Linked DNA regions of Homo sapiens: region 2 is linked to region 1. The links are chromatin contacts, found by Hi-C or POLR2A ChIA-PET in ENCODE. All regions are on one chromosome and are shown on one strand. The core of a region is the stretch at or near the end of the contact, and the rest is flanking DNA. Distances in the headings are between cores, read along the strand shown.

Evidence for each region. A loop is a pair of places that touch in the nucleus more often than their neighbours do. ChIA-PET counts read pairs that join two places held with the same protein, here RNA polymerase II (POLR2A). Pooled maps may share reads with other maps.
Region 2: a map of mammary epithelial cell shows a loop between it and region 1 (4-fold over the local background). The contact joins two enhancer-like sites. A Hi-C loop is called at or near these places in 1 of 168 maps with a recorded cell type or tissue (mammary epithelial cell) and 1 of 50 pooled maps. POLR2A ChIA-PET finds 5 or more read pairs at or near these places in 1 of 52 experiments (WTC11).

Annotation. Positions count from the first base shown.
Region 1 is chr5:130,526,800-130,530,527 of GRCh38, reverse strand. It overlaps the pseudogene ARL2BPP4. Among named protein-coding and RNA genes, the nearest start is that of CHSY3-AS1, 620 kb to the right of the region's middle. RefSeq lists an enhancer at 1-800. Within about 2 kb of position 1,952, at least 2 of the 41 ENCODE cell types and tissues checked have a DNase peak (open chromatin) inside an H3K27ac peak, as active enhancers do; they include mammary epithelial cell, where a contact is called at or near this core.
Region 2 is chr5:130,650,557-130,654,284 of GRCh38, reverse strand. No RefSeq gene overlaps it. Among named protein-coding and RNA genes, the nearest start is that of HINT1, 510 kb to the left of the region's middle. Within about 2 kb of position 1,929, at least 2 of the 41 ENCODE cell types and tissues checked have a DNase peak (open chromatin) inside an H3K27ac peak, as active enhancers do; they include mammary epithelial cell, where a contact is called at or near this core.

The DNA.
Region 1 (3,728 bases), core at 703-3,202:
AAAAGACTTCCAGAAACAGTCCTGATACAGTTTCACTGTTTCTGTTGATGCCTACAGCCAAGACAAGCTGTGAACATGGGAGATTCGGAAATCTCAAGGCAGGCAGCTGGCTTGAGGAACACCCTAGATAAGTACTCCCAAATACTCAAAAGCCCCATTGAGGCTGAAGGACCGAAACTCTGACTCATACTAAAAAGAACTGTGAGTGCACAAAGAGATTCATGCAGAGCCTGCCGGGACAAGAAGAGTTGGTGATGGTAGATGTGTTGACATACCAACACATATACTGGGGGAAGGGCCCCGCTAGGTGGAATGCTTGACATGGGCTTGCTTCAGAGGAATCTGACTCAGAGCACCTGAAAGAGGTGTCTAGTTGGGGAGGGGAGGAATACTAGGGTTACTGAGCACTTGGGGAAGAGTACTAAGGTTATAAAATACAGAAAAGTGTTTCAGGAGAGACAGGTCTAGGAGTGTCAGATCATTTTGGTTTTGACCCATCAATACTTAACATGAATGAAGAGTTGCAGAACAGAGTCAGTCTATTTAAGATGTATTCTTCTGTGATAATTAGCTGAGCCTATTGGCCTACTGGGCCAGTGACGTCCAGAATGCTCCCATTCATTGCCTGGAGGCAGGAACTTAGTGCAGCAGATTGTTCTGGGAAGCTGGCATAGAAGATGATTTGCACGGCAAAGTCACCACTAAACCACTGCTTAAGTCCAGTCCCTGGCCTGTTTTTTCCACTTTGTAGTCCAGAAATATTTCTTTAAAAGCCAGAAAAATCTATAAATGCGAGCAGCGTGTTGAATATGTCACCAGCCACTTCATCCTTATGGTGCTGTAATGTTGCTGTGAAAACTGCCATGTTAAATCCAGGAATCCTCTCCAGCAGCTGTTCTATATACTTTCCTACCAAAGAAATATATTCATTAAAAATAGGCATGAAGTTGAGTTTATTTTCTTCTGCATCTGCAAACTCTCAGTAGTACTTGTCCATGAAATTTCTCTAATAACTAGAACTTGTCATCTTTGATAATATCCTCTAAATATCCTATCACAGCATCAAATTCTGCATTAGAGGTTAAGTACAGTGCAAAGCTCTCTTCATCTAAGGAGGCCACTGTTGCTGCCCTACCCACCAGGTGGGCCAGGGGCTGTTGGGCACCCATCCTTCCCTGGCTCAGGCCTGGGCCCAGGCTCTGCTCTGTTCTCCAGAGCCTCAACCTGGCTGGCTGGCCACTGAGGCCACTGTCCACTCACAACCCAGCTAGGTCAGCACCTGCGGGAGAGGCCCAACCTTGGGATCCCCAGCTGCCACCATGCATAGGTTGGCATGCACAGCAGCCACTGCCACTGTGGGTCCAAACATCCCATATTCATACATTTTTAAAGGAATAAAATACCATAAAAAGAGGAATGAAAGGATATATCAGAGGAGAAAAAGAGCTGCTCTCAGATAATTAATTGGAGAATTGCTGATGAATTGTATTTGAATTCAATCTTGCAGGATGAGTAGAAGTAGACACACAGAGATGAGAAGTGTTTGTCACCTTGGGTCTTCTGAGAAGCAGACACCAACATGGGACTATGTGTACTAGACATTTATTAGGGGAGACACTTATGAAGAATAAAGGGTGAAGGTGTAAGAGTAGATAAAGAAAGCCTCAGAACATGATGCATGTCTGTTCTTTTTAAAAGGAGAGAGGGAAGAATTAGATAGGAAGAGCTCTAGGCTGTAGCATTGTTCTCAGAAAGTCTCAGGCAGGATCATGGGGGTTCCATGAATCAAAGTTGCCTATTTGAGACATATTGCACAGGGCAGAAATGGGCTAGCACTCATAATTCTACTATGCTGAGTCACTGGTTAACAGTAGCCCCAGGAAAATGTGGTCTCAGCATTCACAGGACTGGCTGCTGCAGGCTTTCAGTTAACTCTGCTCCCTATAGCAGGTTTTCTTAAAGAGATCTGAAGGGAACATGTCCATGGCTGCCCTATGGAGTAAAGATGATCAGGCATACAGAGAGAAACTGCAAGATGTCCATGACAAATAGCAACCTCAGATTGTGTGGAATATGATGTACAGGAAAGATAGTGGTGGAAGGAAATTACAAAGACAGTCTGAGACCAAAACTTTGAACAGTTTTGACGAATCAAATGGGGAGTTTAGACTGAACAATCTTTCATAATAATGATTCATTACAAGTTTATTTTTTAACAGAAGGGTGGTGCTGTCATATTGTCTAGTTTTTTTTCTGAGATGGAGTCTCGCTCTGTTGCCCAGCCTGGAGTGCAGGTCTCGGGTCACTGCAAGCTCCGCCTCCCGGGTTCACGCTATTCTCCTGCCTCAGCCTCCAGAGTAGCTGGGACTACAGGCGCCCACCACCACACCTGGCTAATTTTGTTTTTTGTATTTTTAGTAGAGACGGGGTTTCACCATGTTAGCCAGGATGGTCTCCATCTGCTGATCTCGGGATCCGCCCGCCTTGGCCTCCCAAAGTGCTGGGATTACAGGCGTGAGCTATCACTCCCGGTCTAGTAGATGAATATTGAAGAAATTTAAAACATTGATTTTAGGTAAGAGGGATGCTGCAGTTCTAGGTTTATATTTAGAGCTCAGGGCCTAGAGAGGAAATTTAAATTACCCATTACAAAGTGAGAGTTAAAGTTGTGAAACTGAAGGGCATTGCTTAGAGTGAACTCAGAGAGGAGAACATGACCAAGAAAATATCCTTGGCAGATATGAGTTTAAAATTGAGCAGTCACATTATGTGTTGAGAATCTTGTTTCCTATCCTACTTTAAAAAGAGTATATTAATTATTTTTAAATGACAAAACATTTTTCCTCTCTAATATATGAGGTTAAATTTTCATTTAGAATTTTTCCTAAAGTGAGACATAAGGAAAATATTTTTGCGTAGTTTAAAATAATTAATGACAATTGTGAAAATACATTTATTTATATTTTATTCTATTTCATTCCTCCTCTTGAACATAAATGAATCCAAATGAACAGGTCATTCAGTGCAACTTTATAACTGAATTGAAAGCATAATGGTGAATATGATACTTTTAATAAAGTAAATCACTATCAATTAATGCCACTCAAGTGCACATCAGGTATATAGTCTATATTTTAAATGTTGAGAAAATAGAAATGACTTACTCTTTGGTGCCGATGTCCCTGAGCACTCACCCATGCCACACACATTCACACACAGCACATGGAGCTTCCCCCACTTCATCTTTGTTCCTTTATGCTTGTTCTTCCTCTTCCTTTTACTTTTCTTCATGCTTCCCTTTGCTCATTTCTCCTATTCTCATCCTGATCTTTCACAGTCTCTGAGTAATTTAGACCCATAGAACTATGATTTTCTTCATCAAGAAAGCCTTAATTGAGACAAATTTTTTGGGAAAAATTCATTCAGTTTAGAAGCGTTATTCTTACCTAATAAATATAATTTTTTTTTTATTTTTGCAAATCTTGGCTGAAATTATAAAACATGGCAGGTAAAGCAAACATCACAAAGACTTGAGACTTACAGTGAGGTCAGTAAGCTTGAGGAAAGCTGATGGCGAGGAGTGATTGGCCAAGCTCCAGATCAAACAGTTGGAGACTAAGGTAAATAATCTTCATCTGGTTTTGGAATGCAGTTTCCACCAGCTGAAAGGAGTATTGAGGCACCATGTGAAGCTGTAGCAGGCTTGTTTGTTGCTATAGGGTTGAGCC
Region 2 (3,728 bases), core at 680-3,179, 120 kb before region 1:
AAACCAATCCCACTTAAAAAATTTACTTCTTTGTATCTCTATATATCTTATTGGTTCCATTTATCTAAAGAACCTTGACCAATATAAACAGTATGCCATATGATTTAGGTATTGTTTAAAGTGATTTGCTTATTCATTGGAGCAATATAGCAGCAAGCTAGAAACTTGCAAGTAAAATTCTTTTTTCCTAATGAGATTAAAAACATATCTTTCCTATGGGTATTTCTAGACCATATTGTCCTTCTTAAATGTATGCAATATACTTGAGGTTATAACTTAAATGCTTTAGGTACTGTTTAATTTCATGCAGCCATAATTAGCTATTTATGACTACCATTATGTGCATTGCCTCCTGACCCTTATGAAGATCATGCTTGGCTTCACAGAGCAGTGATTTGACTGTGTGTTAAGCCATCAGTGAAACCAGACTAGTTATTATATGAAGAGAAAGATTGCTTTCTTTGCAACAAACAGAATTTCTTTTCTAATCTAATGAAATCACTTGAGAAGTTATTCATATAAAATCTTTGTGAAATGAAATCTGGGGATGCAAATAGATTTTTACCTCCATTTTACAATTTGGAAAACTGTCGTATGTGTATCTACATATCATGTTTTTCTTTCCTTGCATACTGCAGTCTGAAACCATAGAACATTTTAACTTATAATTCAACTGTAAATCAAATGCTGGGATGCAAGAATCTTTTAATTTGGCTATGTGGTTTCTATTTGTTTTTACTATTTAAAATATACTGTTTTTGAAGACATAAATTATTGAAATAATTTTATATATCTTTCCTTTTCAATTGAAAGACTTTACCTTGTAGATGCCATCTTTGCTAGTTTACTTTACTTTTCTTTTTTTTTTTTTTTTTTGAGATGGAGTCTCGCTCTGTTGCTCACTGCAACCTCTGCCTCCCAGGTTCAAGCAATTCTCCTGCCTCAGCCTCCTGAGTATCTGGGACTACAGGTGCATGCCACCATGCCTGGCTAAGTTTTGTATTTTTAGTAGAGACAGGGTTTCATCATGTTGGCCAGGATGGCCTCGATCTCTTGACCTTGTGATCTGCCCACCTCGGCCTCCCAAAGTGCTGGGATTACAGGCGTGAGCCACTGCACCCAGCCTTCCTTTTTCTATTTCATTGGAACATATGCCATACATTCAGAATTAGAGTCTCCTCAAAGAAGATGCACAAGTGTCTATGGCTTGTGTCAAAAATTATGAAAAATACAGTATTAATGTTGACGTCTTTGGTGACAGTTCAGGGAAACAAAATAAACAGAATGTTTTTAGGTAAGGGATTACAGCAATAATGAACACTCTAATAATAATTTGCTTTCAGAAACATGTAATACTAGATTAAATGTCATAAGTAAGACTGCAGGGAGATAAAGAATGAGATATCTGCTTTTTTCTTTGTTAATTAAATGAAATCAAATTCAATGAGGTCTTAAGAAAGGGAATTGTAGGCCAGAGGGCCTTAGGCTGAGATGAAGGGAGGAGGCTGATTAGAATTTTAAAATATCTTCTTATTGGGCCTCTTCTTACATGAACACTGCTACATCCACAAAATTCCAGTGTTTCACTATTACCAAACAAAAACACAAAGGAAATAGGAAGTTATTTACACTACCTATTAAGGACTCCTTTATGCCTAGAATAGATTCTGAGCCCAATGCCAGGCTCCTGACCTGGCAGGCTCCTGACCAGGCTCCTGACCTGAGCTCTAGGCTCCTGACCAGAGCTCTAGGTCACTTCGTGAATTTGAGAGTTTCTGCATAGGTTTGTGTTCCAGTAACGTTACAGAAACATATGTCACTCAAGGAAACCATGACATATATGAAAATAGTTGCTGTATGATGTGTTTAAGTATAAACAGGAGCAGAGTGAATCATCACTGGATGATGAGTGACTGAGGCCCATTTGGAGGATAGAGTGAGAGTGTGAATCATCTGTGGGAAAGGCAAAACACATATGAAGTTCTAATTGTGAGACCTGGAATTTGACTATTGCAGATGTTAGTATGTTTTAGCATTCAGTGGACAAATGCAATCTGCCATAAATCAAGACTGATTTTAGTAATCAGTTTTCAATCCTGAGAGTCACTCTTCAGCACCCAAGATTTAAACTCATTTTACTACTGAGTCTTAAGTCCCTTCTCCTTCCCACTTGTGGAAAGTACAGAGGAAAACTTGGGAACTGTTGGAGTACTGCTAGGAGGGTAGCAGCAAATTTGGAAATTAATAATTCTTAAACATAATGCTATAACATACTGGTCTAGCCAGATCAGTTGTAGAGTGTATCACAAAACAAATGACAAGCAATATACTTAGGTGTATTTGTAATCCCTCCTATAGGTGAAAAGAGGGACATTATTATTTATGCTTCATTGGGTTGTGCCCCACCTGCCCATTTCACCCCATGAGTCCAGCTGGAGAGCACTTATCACTGTATCACAGCTACCCAATAGTCACACTGCCTTCCCTGTTGTTCCTGGGATCTCTGGAGTATCTCATGTCTGCTCCAAACTAGCAGCCTCATACAGTCTTTTCATGAGCCCCCCTCCACTTGCCTGAGGAATTTTCTGTCAGTGCTTCCCCTCCCCACTTGCTGAGTAATGTGCTATCCCATTGCCTTCCCTCTGCCCCTGGAGCTGTTCTGCATTTTATTCTGAATTGGGAGAATGCCTGCTCCCAAGCTATTGTTCAACTTGGTTCCCAAGTTCCAGAGCTGCAGGACTCAGGCCCCAAGTCTCTTGTGGAAAAGTTGCTCCAGCTTCTGCTTTCTGCCTCTCTATGGGTATCAGATCTATTGCGTGGGACCAGGACACTGTCCTCTCTAAGGGCCTGGCTTCCTCATCCCTAACCTGGCATCCACGCACTAATAACAGATTTTACCCAGAAACACTATTGCTTAATGCTTATCAACTGAAACCAAGTTGGTCCTGGGTGATACCTGATCCGTAATCTACCATAGTGAGATGACTATTGAAACTTATGTTTCCACTAGGTCCTAAGTTCCTTCTTCCCACTTCTGGAAAGTACAGAAGAAAACCTGGGAACTGTTGGAGTGCTGCTAGGAGGGTAGCAGCAAATTTGGAGATTAATAATTCTTAAACATAATGCTATAACATATTGATCTAGCTTATGCTAAAATGAAAGCTCCACAGACCATTTGGACCAGTTAGCTTTCTGTGTGGCTGGAGATTAGACAACTGTGGAATAAGCAAGAAAGAGAAATTATAAAATATGGAACAAGGAAATTAATTATTTTGAATCCAAACTGTTAAGGCTCTTAAATGATATGCTGTATTTAAATATTATTTGGTAGATAAATAAAATCAATAAAAAATTTAAAACAGGTGAATAACATGGTTAGTTCTTTCTTTTATTTTTAAAAGATATTCTTGGTAACAATGCAAGATAGATTAACCTAGGGATATGCAATGAGACAGATGTAATGACTAATGCAATAGTCCAAGTAAGAAATGATGAAAGCCTGATAAAGCCATGCACTTGTGTTAATAATAATGCTAATATTTATTGTTTACCAAATTAAAGATATCAAGCTGAAACCTAGAGAGACCAAAAAGAAGTGATTAAAAGCATGAAAACTTCAGTCAGAATGTCTGGGTGTGAATTCTGGCTGAATATTTACCATCTGTGTGACTTTGGATGAGTTACTTAATCTCTGTGTTTTCAGTTTTCTCATCTACAAAACAGCAGTA